Regions from separate parts of the Homo sapiens genome. Here region 2 is linked to region 1. Evidence: chromatin contacts called from ENCODE Hi-C or POLR2A ChIA-PET data. All regions are on one chromosome and are shown on one strand. The core of a region is the stretch at or near the end of the contact, and the rest is flanking DNA. Distances in the headings are between cores, read along the strand shown.

Region 1 (6,917 bases), core at 910-3,409:
TCAATATTGATGACTTCCATTGGTTAATATCAAACTGGAAGTTGGAGAGAAAGGGAGTCTATCTATACAAGTCAGCACCCTGTAGCCCAGAAGAGAGTAAAAAGGGGGTAAAAAGCAATTTCCGAGGGACAAACAGAAAACACCCAGCACAGAAGGAGGAACAAACATTTGGAGGAACAAACAGAAAATATCAGAAAACATTTTAATCCTGGGTCCTGGGACGTCATGGAAGGTTTTGAAGTTAGGAGCACCGCCATCCTCTAGGGGGAGCTCAAGCATTTCTCTCCACTCATCCCAAAGGCGGTGCATCAAAAGATCAGGGTGAAACTGACTTCAAGGAAAGAGCCCTCGGCTAGAGGAAGAAGCCTGGAGAAGTAAAGGGATTGCTCCTGGAATTGGAAATCTACCCTTTGCACTTCTATTTACTGCATTTGGATTGATTTGCAAGAATAACCATTAAAATAATCAAAGCTAAAAGTAAGTATGTACTGTGTGCCAAGTTCTTGACTCATTTGGCACAACTCTTCGGAGGTAAGCACCATTGAAATTCTCACCTTCTAGATTAAGAGGCTGATAGAACCTGGATTTGAGCCCATTGACAAAGGACCACTCTCTGCTCTGTTCTGTTCTCATGCTGCTGGTTTAGTCAGCTGAGTCAAAGGTTGCCTTTGCTTAGAAGGCCTAACAAAACCAGAGCAGGGTCCATGGAAAAGGAGACATGAAAAGGGACATATTTCCTGGTAAGATTTGTATTCATTTAACAATTTTAAGCACATATTTAATAACCAGGCACTCACTACCTGACAAGCTCTGAGCCAGGTGCAGGGTATCCGAGGGAACTAGGAGAGAGGCACTAAGTGCTGTACTAAGAACCTGAATGAGTGCATTTGAGTCCTGGGTCTGCTACATGTGTGACCTAGGAAAAGTCACTTAAATCATTTAACTGTCTCCTCATCTTTAACATATAGATGGTTAAAAAGTACACAGCACTTGGAATAATAAACGGGCAGATTGTTAATGTTGAAGGTGTGAGCTGCTGTTCTTACAACACAATGTCAGCCCTTGAAGCTCTTACAGTAGATGGAAAGATGGAGATGAGTAGGATCTAATTATTGGCCAAGTGCAAAGGAGCTAAAAAGGCCACCCACGCTGCTACTTACTTCAGCAATACCCAAGGAAACAAGGGCAAAAAAAGAGCTCTAGAGGCTCTTCTTGGTCTAGCCCTGCTTTTGAGTTTGGGGCCAAAGCTCTAATTCACTCTAATTCAGGGGTGTTAGCAAGGTTCTTGTCTGGCATTCTAGCTCTGAACAGTTGATACCAGCTTCCTGAACCATGTGTTAAGAGAGATCTCAGACTGCATGTAGAGAACGTATGCCTTGAGAGATAAGTGATGTCTGCCATTGATTGAGGGTGGAGAGGAGGAGCCAAGTGGTTCTAGAACAGTGTCCTTTTGCCTAGAATGTCCCTACAGCAGGAGCAGCTGGGCAAGACTCAGAAGTCCTGATTATAATCACAGATTAAGGTGACCAACTATCCCAGTTTGCCTAGGACTGTTCCAGTTTTAGAACTGAAATTCCTGCAACCCAGAAAACCTCTCAATCTTGGGCACATCCCAATCAGCTTTGCAGGCTTTCTCTATCTGACAATACCAAAAAAAAACAACAACTATGAGCTCTGACTAGAAGAGATTACTCTTTTTGTCTTGGCCAATTTCAGCCTGTGAAAATGCATCTTATTCTGGCCTGTATGTGCCAGCCATATGCCCTCAAATGTTCCCCCACTTCACAATAGCTGACCTCCATACCTCTCTCCTTTCTCAGCTATTTTTCCTGCTGTATCCACTGACGCCTTAGTAGGAAACAGATGGCACCATCAAAGGGTTTAGCTGAAGAGAATTTCATACAGGGATTATTTACAGAGGCGTGGGCAGGGTTAATGGAACCAACAAGAGCTGGGGAGACAGTCAGGGATTAGCTCTTACCACAGGAGGTCTGCAGGGACAAAGGGAGGGGATGCTGTTACCAGCCTGGTAAGAGCTGAAACTGTGCAGGAGAGGTCACTGGGCCTGGGAGCTGGAGCCTCTGTCTCATCTGCGGTGTGGCAGAGAGGAAAGAGGAGGAGGGCATAAAAATCCCTGGCCCGGCTCTCCTCCTGCCCTCTGGCCTCTTGCCAGTAGTTTCTTGCCAGAGTGCAAGGAAAAGCAAATGAAACAACAGGTCTAGTAGAGGGCAGCCTCCCAGGCCGCAGAGCGTGACAGGAAAAGGCAGAGAACAGATCTAAGAATAACCATCCCAGGCCACCCTATTGTCACTCAGCTTCCATTCTAACACTTTACTTAGCCAAAGAAACTCAGGTCCTCAACACAGGGAAAACATAGTCTCATCAGCTACTGTATCACTGAGTGATGATGTATTTCAGTCATATTACTTCCTGGACCCTAAACTGTAACTTTAGTCACCACCAGGATGCAAGGCAGCAAAGAAAGGTAAAAAAATAAATAACTATCATACTACAGCTCCACATCTAAGCATTTCTAATCTAATAATCCTGACTTCCTCCTCCCAGCACTCGTTCCATAATTCTTTACCCTCACCTAGCATCTTGACAGTTAAGGTGTCTTACTTGATGGGGTGAGCCAAACCTTCCTTGCCACAGGATCCGGGTGGTTCCATCTTTGTTGAGTTGCTGCCGTTTCTCATTGGCCATTACTACTGGACATGGGAGTGCAATGAATCCCATGGGCTCTAGATACAGTGTTGTTTCCATGTGATAGCAAAAATCCCAATTTCTCCTTGATAATCAAAATTAATCATACCAGTCCATACAAACAGCCAATGCTCTGCCTTTGATCAGTGTTGTGAACAACCTGAAATGTTGAAGGGGCATTCTCAGTGTTTCCTAGTAGAAATATATCTCCCCCTTGGGCACAAGAACCTCACGCCCATTAGATGCAATGTTTTAGGGACAAGAAGACAGTATTATTGAAGTGGGTTATTACTCATCCTGAGTTCCCAGAGCCATGTATTCAACACCATGTATCAACCACTGATCTGACCACTTATAGGACAGCACCCCAACTTCACAAGATGTTGTCTCCCAGCAGGCTCCATAAATGAGCCTTCGATAGGACATTTCATCATTCCATCAATCTAGCTGCTTCCAGGTAAGAACAATGAATTCTACGATGTGAGCGTAATACCACAGCTGTTTCACTGTAAATGAGTTCCTTGATCAGTGACAATGCTGTGTGTGACACCATGGGGATGAATAAGGCAGCCTATCAACCACATATGGTAGTGCTGGCGGAAGCAACATGCACAGGAAAGGGAAGTTACTCTCCAGTATATGTAATTATTCCCATGAAGACAAATTCCTGCCCCTTCCATAATGTAGTGGTCTGATATTATCAACCTGGGTGGCTGATACTTCCAAGAAATAGTGCCAAATAAGGGTTCAGTGTTGCCTTCCGTTTTAGAAATCTGGGCACTCAGCAGTGACAGTGGCAGATCAGCTGTGATGTGAGGAAGTCCATGTTTATTTATTTCATTGCCTCTGTTCCTATTCCCATGGCCACTTTGTACATGAGACATTTACCCAAGCACAAACATGGCCAGTGTCTTAGCATGCTCAACTGCTTTAACAAAACGCCGTAAACTGGGTTGTTTATAAACAGCAGAAATTTATTTCTCACAATTTTGGAGGCTGGGAAGTTCAAGATCAAGGTTCTAGCAGACTCTGCGTCTGGTGAGAGCCTATTTCCTGGTTCACAGAGGGCCACCTTCTGTGTCTTCATATGGTGGAAAGGGCTATGCAGCTCTCTGGGATTTCTTTTATAAGGGCACTAATCCCATTCATAAGGGCACTTAACTTCCCTGGGGACTTAACCTCCCAGTGGCCTCACTTCCTAATACCATTCACATTGGTGATTAGGTTTCCACATATGAGTTTTGAAGGGACACAAATATTTAGACCATAGCAGCCAGGGAAGGAGGCTCACTACAACCAAGGGATAGGTCATCTTGGCCACCTCCTCATTTAGCTTTCTGTGAGGTAGATGTCCTCTGGGGGAACATTTATATGCTATTCAAATAGCCTCAAAGACTAGCCATTTTTAGAGGTCCATTATATAACTTCCCTTTAGGTGATCTTGGCACCAACCTTCCAGGTCCCTGATAATTTGACCAACCCATTAGCCCCTGCCTGTGTATTTCAGGAAACCTCAGCTTATCCCTTCTTTCATGTCAGTGGCCAACCAGATGTACTTCCTGAAGTTCTGTCTATGGGAAGATTTTCCTATGGCTTGCAGAGCCACCCCAGACAGATAATTCTTAAACCAGACCAGGCCACTGTCACCCTCTTTTCTCATCAAAGGGTCATAGGGAATACCCGGGGAGACCAGAGGTACGGTTTGAGGGAAAGGCGGGAAGCAGTAAGAAGTCTGACTCATCAGCTTTTGCAGAGAAGAGAAGTGCTGAGAATAGATCTGAGGGTGTGAGGGGATAAAGAATAACAGCTCACCCACGTCTGTGCAGTTCTTTACCCTAAAGTTTAAGTGAAATGATTCTTCATCAAGCTTCTTCTCACTTGATTTAAGAAAATCCTTAGAGATATAACAGCATCAATATTGCAAACCAATAAGGAAACAAAGCAATAGCTTAGCCCTTGACATATATTTCTGATAAGTAATGTATTTCATGGTCTTTCCTAAATGTACATGAGGTAGAAGTAGATATATCCAATGTCTATACTTAATTGATTTTTGCCAGAAAGTCTATCTTGAAATGTGAGCTTCTGATAAATTCCTTCTATTTGTGCTTTTTTAGAACAAGTTCCATTTTTATGTTGTCTTTGTCAGTGACGGAGGAAATCAGATCAATTTTTTAAAGTCAGTTTTTTATATAAGCATTACTGAAACTATTGAAATCTGAATATGGTGTTTTTAAAATAAACTGTGTTAAACTAATTTGTAATATCAGAAGTCAGGAAGGGAAGCATGAGGGGGCATCTAGGGGCTGGTAATGTTGTGTTTCCTCCTGTGGGTATTGGTTACCTGAGTTAATTTTTTTTTGTGAAATTACAACAAGCTGTGCACTTATGAAAGTTGTACTTTTCTATACATGTATTCTTATTCAATAAAAAGAAAAAAATGAAAGGTGCTCCATATAATGATGACCTTTTGGCAAACATTTCCATGAAATAGAAACTAGATGAAAAAATTTTATGAAATGCTGCGTAATTAGTGGATTCTTCTGGCTAAACAGCCCATCAAAAACACTTACTAAAGACCTAGAATTATTAAAGACCTAAGAATGCAATGACTTGCATTAGATATAGCTGATAGGCCAGTGAGAAGGACAACATATCACAGATTAATCAATTCATTCACAAAACGAAAACACTGAACACTTACTATGTGTCAGACACTAGTCTATATGCTTGAGGTTCCATGAGTAAGTAAATCATTCCATGTCCTTGTGGAACTGATGCCTAGTGAGGGGAGACAGCCAGCCAATTAACAATAAACAATGAGTAAATTACATGATATGTTAGATTGATAAGGGATGCTTAAGAAAAAGAGCAGAGTGAGTAAGCATTGTGGGGAAGTTTGCAGTTTTAAATAGGCTGTTCAGATCGGCATCACTAAGAAGGTGATATTTATGCAAAGGTATAAAGGAGAAGATATTGGCCATATGGGTAGCTGGGGAAGAGAATCCAGGCAGAGGGAATAGTGAGGCAGGAGAGAACCTGACAAGTTCAAGGCAAAAAAGCCAGTGTGATTAAGACAAAGTGAGAAAAAAGAAAAGGAGTTGATGTGAGGCCCGGGAATCAATGTGGGGAAGGAGAATTCCAGGCTGCTGCAAGATTTCCATTTTCACTTTCAATGAAATGGGGCACCATTGCAGGAATTGGGCCAGAGAGTGGCATAAGCTGACAAATTTTGAAAGTATCTTGCAGCTGTTTTGAGTAGAGGCTGAAGAGGAGAAATAATCCAGGTGAAAAATGATGGTAGCTTGGACTAGACTGATAGCAGTGGACATGTAAATAATGGTCAGAGTTTGAGTATATTTTGAACATTGACCCAACAGGATTTGTTGAAGGACTGGATACGAGATTTGAGGAAAGAGAAAAGTCACATTTGATTTTGAGGTCTTGATCCTGAACAAGGATGAAGCTGTCATTGACTCAGCTTCAGATCAGGGAGACTGTGGGCATAGGAGGATTGGAGAGGAAGATTAGAAATTCAGTGTTGGGCACATTAGGTTTGAAATGTGTATCAGACAGTCTAATAGAGAGGACAAGTAGGGAGTTAAGTAGAAGAGTTTAGAGTTTAGGATGAATGTATGAATACAAATGTAAATTTCACATTAATAGCCATAGAGATTATATTTATAAGACTAGATAATATAACACAGAAGAGAGTACATAATAGAGACAAGAACCAAAGACTAAGGCCTGGAGCACTACCAGAGAAGCACCCAATAATATAGAAAGAAAGAACAGCCAGTTCCATCCCAGAGTATTTCAAGTCTGCAACAGGACTAGTTGACTTAACACCACTTGCCACTGTAATAATTACTTCCCAGGAAAATAAGTCCAAGGATATTTTTCCAGTTTCTATGCCAAGCCATGATAATGATTAATTGCACAGTACCTGGCACATGGTAAGAGCTTCCTAATTATTACAAGTTGTTGAATGAATTATTTCAGGGCTCTGGGAATAAGCCAAAATCTCTTGAGACTTGAGCCTTTATTAGAGAGACCTGATATATGAGACACATTTAGGGCCTTTCCCTTTTGGGCTCTCCAGGAATATTGAGGACCAGATATATCAAGGTGATCCAACCTGAAACTAAACTGGAAGCCAGCAGGCTGCTCCATGCAAATCATCTGTGTTTCCTTCCTAATCAATTCTATCT
Region 2 (6,415 bases), core at 451-2,950, 790 kb after region 1:
AATCATCACTTTCTAGCTTGAAAGGCCCAAGAAGCAGAGTAGTAAGTTGCTACTTGTCCCTGGATCTTCAAGGTAAAATATGCCCTTGTCTATGTTTACAGAGTTTTTAATTAAAATGCCCCATGAATTTAATCTTATGCCAACATTTTGAGGGATTTGGTTTTCTCATAAAATTGGGATTACACTTTCTATTTGTCGATGTTTTCTTTCACTTTTACAGTGTAGTATGTTTCTTACATTTTTATTATATATTCCTCATTATATCTCACGTCTGTATCTTTTATGTTATACCTTTTTCAAAATGCTTTTTATTTTTTTCTTTCTTATTTTATCTAAGTTAATTCAGAATAATGATTTTGGATTTCTTTGGTTAGGGATTGGCAAAATGATTTTTAAGTGTTTTTCAAATAAAATCTGTACACAGGTTAAAAAATAGTCAAAGGACTTAATAATTTTGTTATGTTCTTTGATAAAATTTTTACATACACTCGGTAGAATGCTAAGAAATTTTAGCTTGTAACCAAAGGAAGATTTATTATTTCTGGCTGCTTTCTTTTTCCATGAAATGTGTAGATATGCTATTTGACTTAAACCAAGTGTGTAGCCTTCTGATTCATAGTTTAGTTTGTCCTCAACTAAAGAACATACCAGGGTGTGCTTTTTGTGTGCCCGACATGGCTGCTTAAGGGAACTGCATATACCTTAATCCAAATCAAAGCTTCTGAGGAAGAAAAGATTGAACTCACTCAATATCATGTGGCTACTGAAGAATGAAAAGAACTAGAAAAACAACATGGTAGAATATTAGTAATGAGAATACCAATTAGAATTGGAAGCACTGTTTCCATTCTAAATACTCTGCCTTGACCACTCAGCAAAGGTGCTAACAGTATGTGTCATTGATCCCTGGGGTGCCTGGTAAAGTCACCATTCTTGAGACATTGTAATTTTGTAGGGGAACATGGCCTAAGAACTACAATGCAAAAATTTGGACACTGGTATTAAGGAAAGAGTTAAAACTTAGTCAAAAGAAAAGGGTAATTTAAAACGAGCAAAAGAGTAAACAACAACAAAACAACTACAACAGAGTGCTTGGGATTACTGAGATGTGGGTGTCAAAAACTTAAAGAGAGGGATTATTGTGTTCTAATAAGCAGACTATGGACATTTTCAGGTGGGGATAAATCTGTGTATATTTATGTATTAGAAAGTAAACTCAATAAAGTGAGCTAACTATAAAAGGTTATCACAGATTCGTTCAGTGAAAGGCATTCATTGACAATGGGCACAAGCTTAAGTGGTTGATAAGCATTCATCATTAAAAATGTATATATGTATATATACATACACATACATATTTTTAACATTTTCTATGTGCCTGGCATTGTTCATGACAATAGGTTTATAGGTGCTGAGGTGGAAAAAACAAGCCAGGGTCTCATTCTCATGGAGCTTATGGCAAAAAGAGGACACAAATACAAAGCTAATAATTACAAATACTTTTTTCATTATATTCAAAAGAGGAGCCATGAAGAAAAATACAGATGAATTTAAAATTACGTAATACGAAATCTAATTTATCAGCAATAGTGACAGCAGATTTAGACCTTTAGAAGCATATTTTTTCCTATGGCCCCAGTGTTTGTATATGGAGGAGGGAGTGGAGAGGTGGGCAGACAGGGAGAGAACAGCAGTCTAGTGGCCTGCAGCCAAGGGAGGAAACAACTTTGCTCACAATAGGCATCCTTAGCAAAGCCAAAGAACAGTGACATCAGCGTCTACACATTTCCCATGATTTCTAAAAATATAATCAACTCATTAGCAGGAAAACACTAAAACATACAATTTTTAAAAAATTAATGGATGGTTAGAGCACTTGGCTGTGAGATTGGGTAGTGCCATCTACATTTGGGTAATGGCCCCTCATATTTTCCATGCCTTATACTGCTGGGAAGACATCATGCAAAAGGAAGGCCACATCTTCTGTCTCAACCCCAACCATTTATTTCCCGCCTTCCTTCATCATTATTATTAATTAGAATGTTTGCAACTGTGAACTGTCCTAGTTTTTATTTTTGGCTTTCTCTACTAAGTCCAAGTATAAAGAGAACATACAATTCTCCTTGATGACCATCCCCTCCTTCAGTTACAGCAATAATTTTCCTAGAATGATGGTGCTATTGATTGCCCAACTGCAATCTCTGTGCCAGAAATGCTTAATACTATCTTGTCATTCACAATATGCTTAATGGCAAACAGGGGATTTACAGTCTGTCAAATTTAATGACCAGAAGAACCAATAAAATATGACAGGAAAGACTTCCTACTGTTTAGGAATGGAATGGTTCCATCTGCACAATGATGGCATGTTGGAAAATCCCTCTTGTTTAAAAAATTATATATATATATATAATTTCTACTCAAGAAAGAAAATGTACACGATGTCATACAGAAGAGAATGTTATAATTTAGAACAACATTATTCCAAACTTGTTTTTCTAGGTTAGATTTCTCAAAAGTGAATTTTTATGTTTCTTATTAGGATTGAAAATCTATATAGCCAATTTTGGCTCCCAGGAGAGTCTAAAATCCTCTCATTGATGAACCCAATACCTTATGCTCAGGCCTGAATACCAGAAAAGTAGGTGTTGTAGTAGCAGGAGAAATGGTGCTGGTGGATCTGGAGTTAGTAAAGTAAGTGAAACTCTTCATTCATTTTGCATTGTTGCCCTTTTCCGACACATACACACACACACGCACATGCACACACACACACACAGATACTGCTACTACAACCCCAGCAAAAGTCCCCCTCCTTAAATTATTGAGCAATGGTTCTCAAAGCAAACAGAAGAATCACCTGGAAGTGACTAAATTAATCTCTCTCCTCTAGATGTTGTGATTCTGTGGTCATACCTGGGCCTAGGAGTTGTTTTTGCTTGTTTTTTGTTTTTCAATGTGTCCCAATGAGTCTTATGCCAATGGTCTAATATGATGCTTTATGAACTCTGCATACACTCCAGTATAGTTAAACACTGTGTAATTATTGAAAACTGCTTGAATTCATACCCTGTTCTTCCAAATGCCACCTTGGACATGATTATTGTCTATCACATAAGGTCATTGTGAAGCTAAAGTAGATTAATCTTATAAAGATGTAAAACATGACTTTACATTTATAGATGCTCCATAAGCATTAGTTAGTATTGTTGGATGGGGTTTATTTTTGGTGGTGGTGTAGCTTTTGTTATTACATAACTATAACCTCAAATGAATTTAAGAAATAAAGATAAATATATAGTTATGAATTAGTGGAAGCCTCAGGACTCACAATTTCAAAATACAGTCAAATGCCATTGATGAAGTACAGGAGCTGGATAGCCACCAAAGGAGGCTTTGTCTTAGTCTTTTATGGAAACTACACACTGTCTCATCTCCATTTATCTCTGTATGTCTGCTTCATTCTCTCTCTCTTTGCTGACTCTTTGCTTTTTCCAAAGCATGGTGGATCATGGTCAGAACACCCACTCCTGAGTTTAAATTAATTCTTCTACCTGCAAGAGAAACACTAGCTCCATTAAGTCCCATTTTTATATTCCCAGAACAAAGATTCTGATTGATTCAGTTTATACCTGTTGATTATCTACCCTTGGTTCAATTGGCTATGGAGTGGCATGCAGGATCTGAAGTGGAAACAAACTGCTAAGACCCAACTGCGGTGTGAGAGCAGTTCTAAAATAGGAAAAGGTATGGGCTAGTTAGGTAGCCTTACAGGTATCTGCAAAAGGAAGTTTCAATATTACTGCAGTTAGTCGGTATTTCAAGATATCCATAAAATACATTGTGAGCTCTGTTCAAACAATTTTCTGGGATAGATTCCAATTATTATTTGGATTCTGTCTGGACTTTTGAAAGTAAAGATTAGATGATGTATCATTGGATGAAATGTAAGCCAAAATCTTTAGGGAAAACTGTGAAAAAAAAATCACTGGTGTATCTCCCATTTCTGAACTTTTTTGTGCCTACCATTTTCTGATGACTCAGGTTCTCATTTGCCTCTTTTAAAGAAAAACAGTAGCACTTAAACTTGTGTTTTAATGTGTTACTATCAGTGATATCTGCACTTAAAAGTATCATGGACTAGCCAGTGCAAACCTTGACAAAAAGGAATGAATTGACAATAGAGGCAATGGTGGGAAAGCTATTTTTGAGGGCTAGGCCTTTTTGGCACCCCTTGGATTATGCTGAAGTTATATTAATGACTATTTTATTATGTTCCTGGTTATCTCTGCCTGTTAGGTGAATTCAGTTTGTTTGCAGAGTACAGATGATTTGTGGTTGTATCCAATCACTGAGTCATTGCAATGACTGAAAGTTACATCCTCACTGTAGTTTGGACTTTTGCCATATTCCTGACCATCATTTGAACTTCAATTTTGACATGGAACCAGGCTATGCTGGTCATAGTACAAGGCCCCATTCACTGTGGTATGTCTGACCTTTCAAGGTTCCCCCTGAGCAATGATTCCCTGAAAATAAATGGCCTATACAACTTGATGTCTTATCTATTCATATAACTGCCTATTTGTTTTAAATACATTTTCATGTTTTAAACTTCTTGTGTGATGTTCTTATAGGCAAGCATTAAATATGTACATGTTGGCATAAAAAAGATTATTGCTTTTATTTTACTTGTCATTCTCTTCATCACTGTAATTTAAGTTACAACTGTTCCTATAAACAATATGAAATTGCTGATATTTTACCATTTTCAATCTACTAAAATGGTAATTTTATATACTTCAATCTAAATATTTGCATGGTATTTTCTGGAAAGAAATGGTATTAGCAAAGAATTAATATTGAACCTATAGTGCAAAACCAAAGTGTTTTAAAAATTATAATTATGAATAAAAAATGATTAAAAAATGTAAAAATAGATCAGTGGATGCTTTTGGATGATAAGTAGGACTAAAGGGATATTTTATTTTATTTGCTCTTCTTATTTTACAATGTAGGTATGTATCATCTTTATTTAATAACATTTACTATGTTTGTGGTTATTGAAGTAGCACACGTATCTTGGAAAACAGGGAAAATGGTAAGAAGAAAACTCCTACCATTCAGAGAATTTGTGGTGACTTTCTACCTACTCTATTTGTGTCATTTAAAATAACACTGTCAATTTTTCATAACTTCTATTCTTTTCTTATTGATGAAGATGAGTATTTTTATGTTTATTGCTCATTTGTATTAATGGATTGATTTCCCCTGTTATTCCTGGATCCTTCATCTACTGCTTATTCCAGGAATAACCTGGATGTTATAAGACAGGGAGGACCTTTAATCTGCTGTTGGTCCTAGTTTACCTCCAGTGGTAGTAGCAAAAGTAATGAGTTTTCAGAAAGAAGAGTAGTCATTCTATATGTTGACAATAGGGCCAGTAGAAAAACAAGTTAGCCACGAGGGAAAACAAAAACAAAACAAAAGAAAAACAGGTATAAAACTGCAGGGTTGAGAGGTACCATAAGTCTTTGAAGATAGCTGTCATAGAGTTAAAGATCATAAGGAAAGTCAGGTTAACTATGATTAGAAGACAGAGCTTAAAAAACATGCATACAGTAAATAGTGTATGTATCTTTTAAAAATTGGAATCCATCTCCCCCTCATGGCTTAAACTGGTCTGACCTTTCCTGCAATTTGCAGAACTTCAGAAGGAAAACATGGGTCATTTTTTTCTTTCTTTTGCTTTCTCCTCCATACCTTCTCCTATCCCCAACAGGTGACAGGAATGTCATGAATAAAGTGAAATGTAGGTTGGCTTTTACTTCCAACACTTTAAAAATCTATATCATGAACTTAGAGATGTCAGAGTACTTGGCAAAATGTGCTTCTAAAATAAATATCACAACCAAACATATTCTGTAAAATGGCTAGTTTTGGCCTAGAATTCTTGGTTGGGTAATTTTGATGATGTGGTCACTCTTATTTTGTGGTCAATGAACTTAATGTACTGTAGAGGAGAGCCGCAATAGAGCCCATACTTGTGTTAAAATAGCTCACTTCCCTATTTCCCACAAATTGCATATTTTCTTCTTTTTCTCCAATCTAAAAATAACTAAGTCATTTGTGGTGACTACTCTTAAAGAATCAACTTTCATTTAAGAAAGCCCATTTCAGATAGAAGAAAACTTGAAGTGCAAATTCTTAGCATTTACTCCTAGATGACTTCCTATTAGAGTAACACAATTAATGGTATAATAATTCATTGCTTTTAATTAATTGAAGTCCTATCTTAACTATATTCTTCTTATTTCCTTCTGTTGGGGTCTTAGAACTTAGCACCAAGGTCTCTTACTTACCATCTTCCTCAAAACAGGAGGGGTAGAGGGGGGTGTTGGGGAGGTCTCTCGCG

The links. Hi-C counts contacts between places; a loop is a spot of excess contacts on that map. ChIA-PET counts read pairs that join two places held with the same protein, here RNA polymerase II (POLR2A). Pooled maps may share reads with other maps.
Region 2: a map of endothelial cell of umbilical vein shows a loop between it and region 1 (5-fold over the local background). The contact joins two enhancer-like sites. A Hi-C loop is called at or near these places in 7 of 168 maps with a recorded cell type or tissue (A673, B cell, CD4-positive, alpha-beta memory T cell and 4 more), 6 of 37 single-sample maps with no recorded cell type and 11 of 50 pooled maps. POLR2A ChIA-PET finds 5 or more read pairs at or near these places in 1 of 52 experiments (endothelial cell of umbilical vein).

What each region holds. Positions count from the first base shown.
Region 1 is chr12:89,542,857-89,549,773 of GRCh38, forward strand. No RefSeq gene overlaps it. Among named protein-coding and RNA genes, the nearest start is that of POC1B-GALNT4, 20 kb to the left of the region's middle. RefSeq lists a silencer at 2,259-2,328. Within about 2 kb of position 2,160, at least 7 of the 41 ENCODE cell types and tissues checked have a DNase peak (open chromatin) inside an H3K27ac peak, as active enhancers do.
Region 2 is chr12:90,329,736-90,336,150 of GRCh38, forward strand. No RefSeq gene overlaps it. Among named protein-coding and RNA genes, the nearest start is that of LINC02392, 40 kb to the left of the region's middle. Within about 2 kb of position 1,701, at least 2 of the 41 ENCODE cell types and tissues checked have a DNase peak (open chromatin) inside an H3K27ac peak, as active enhancers do.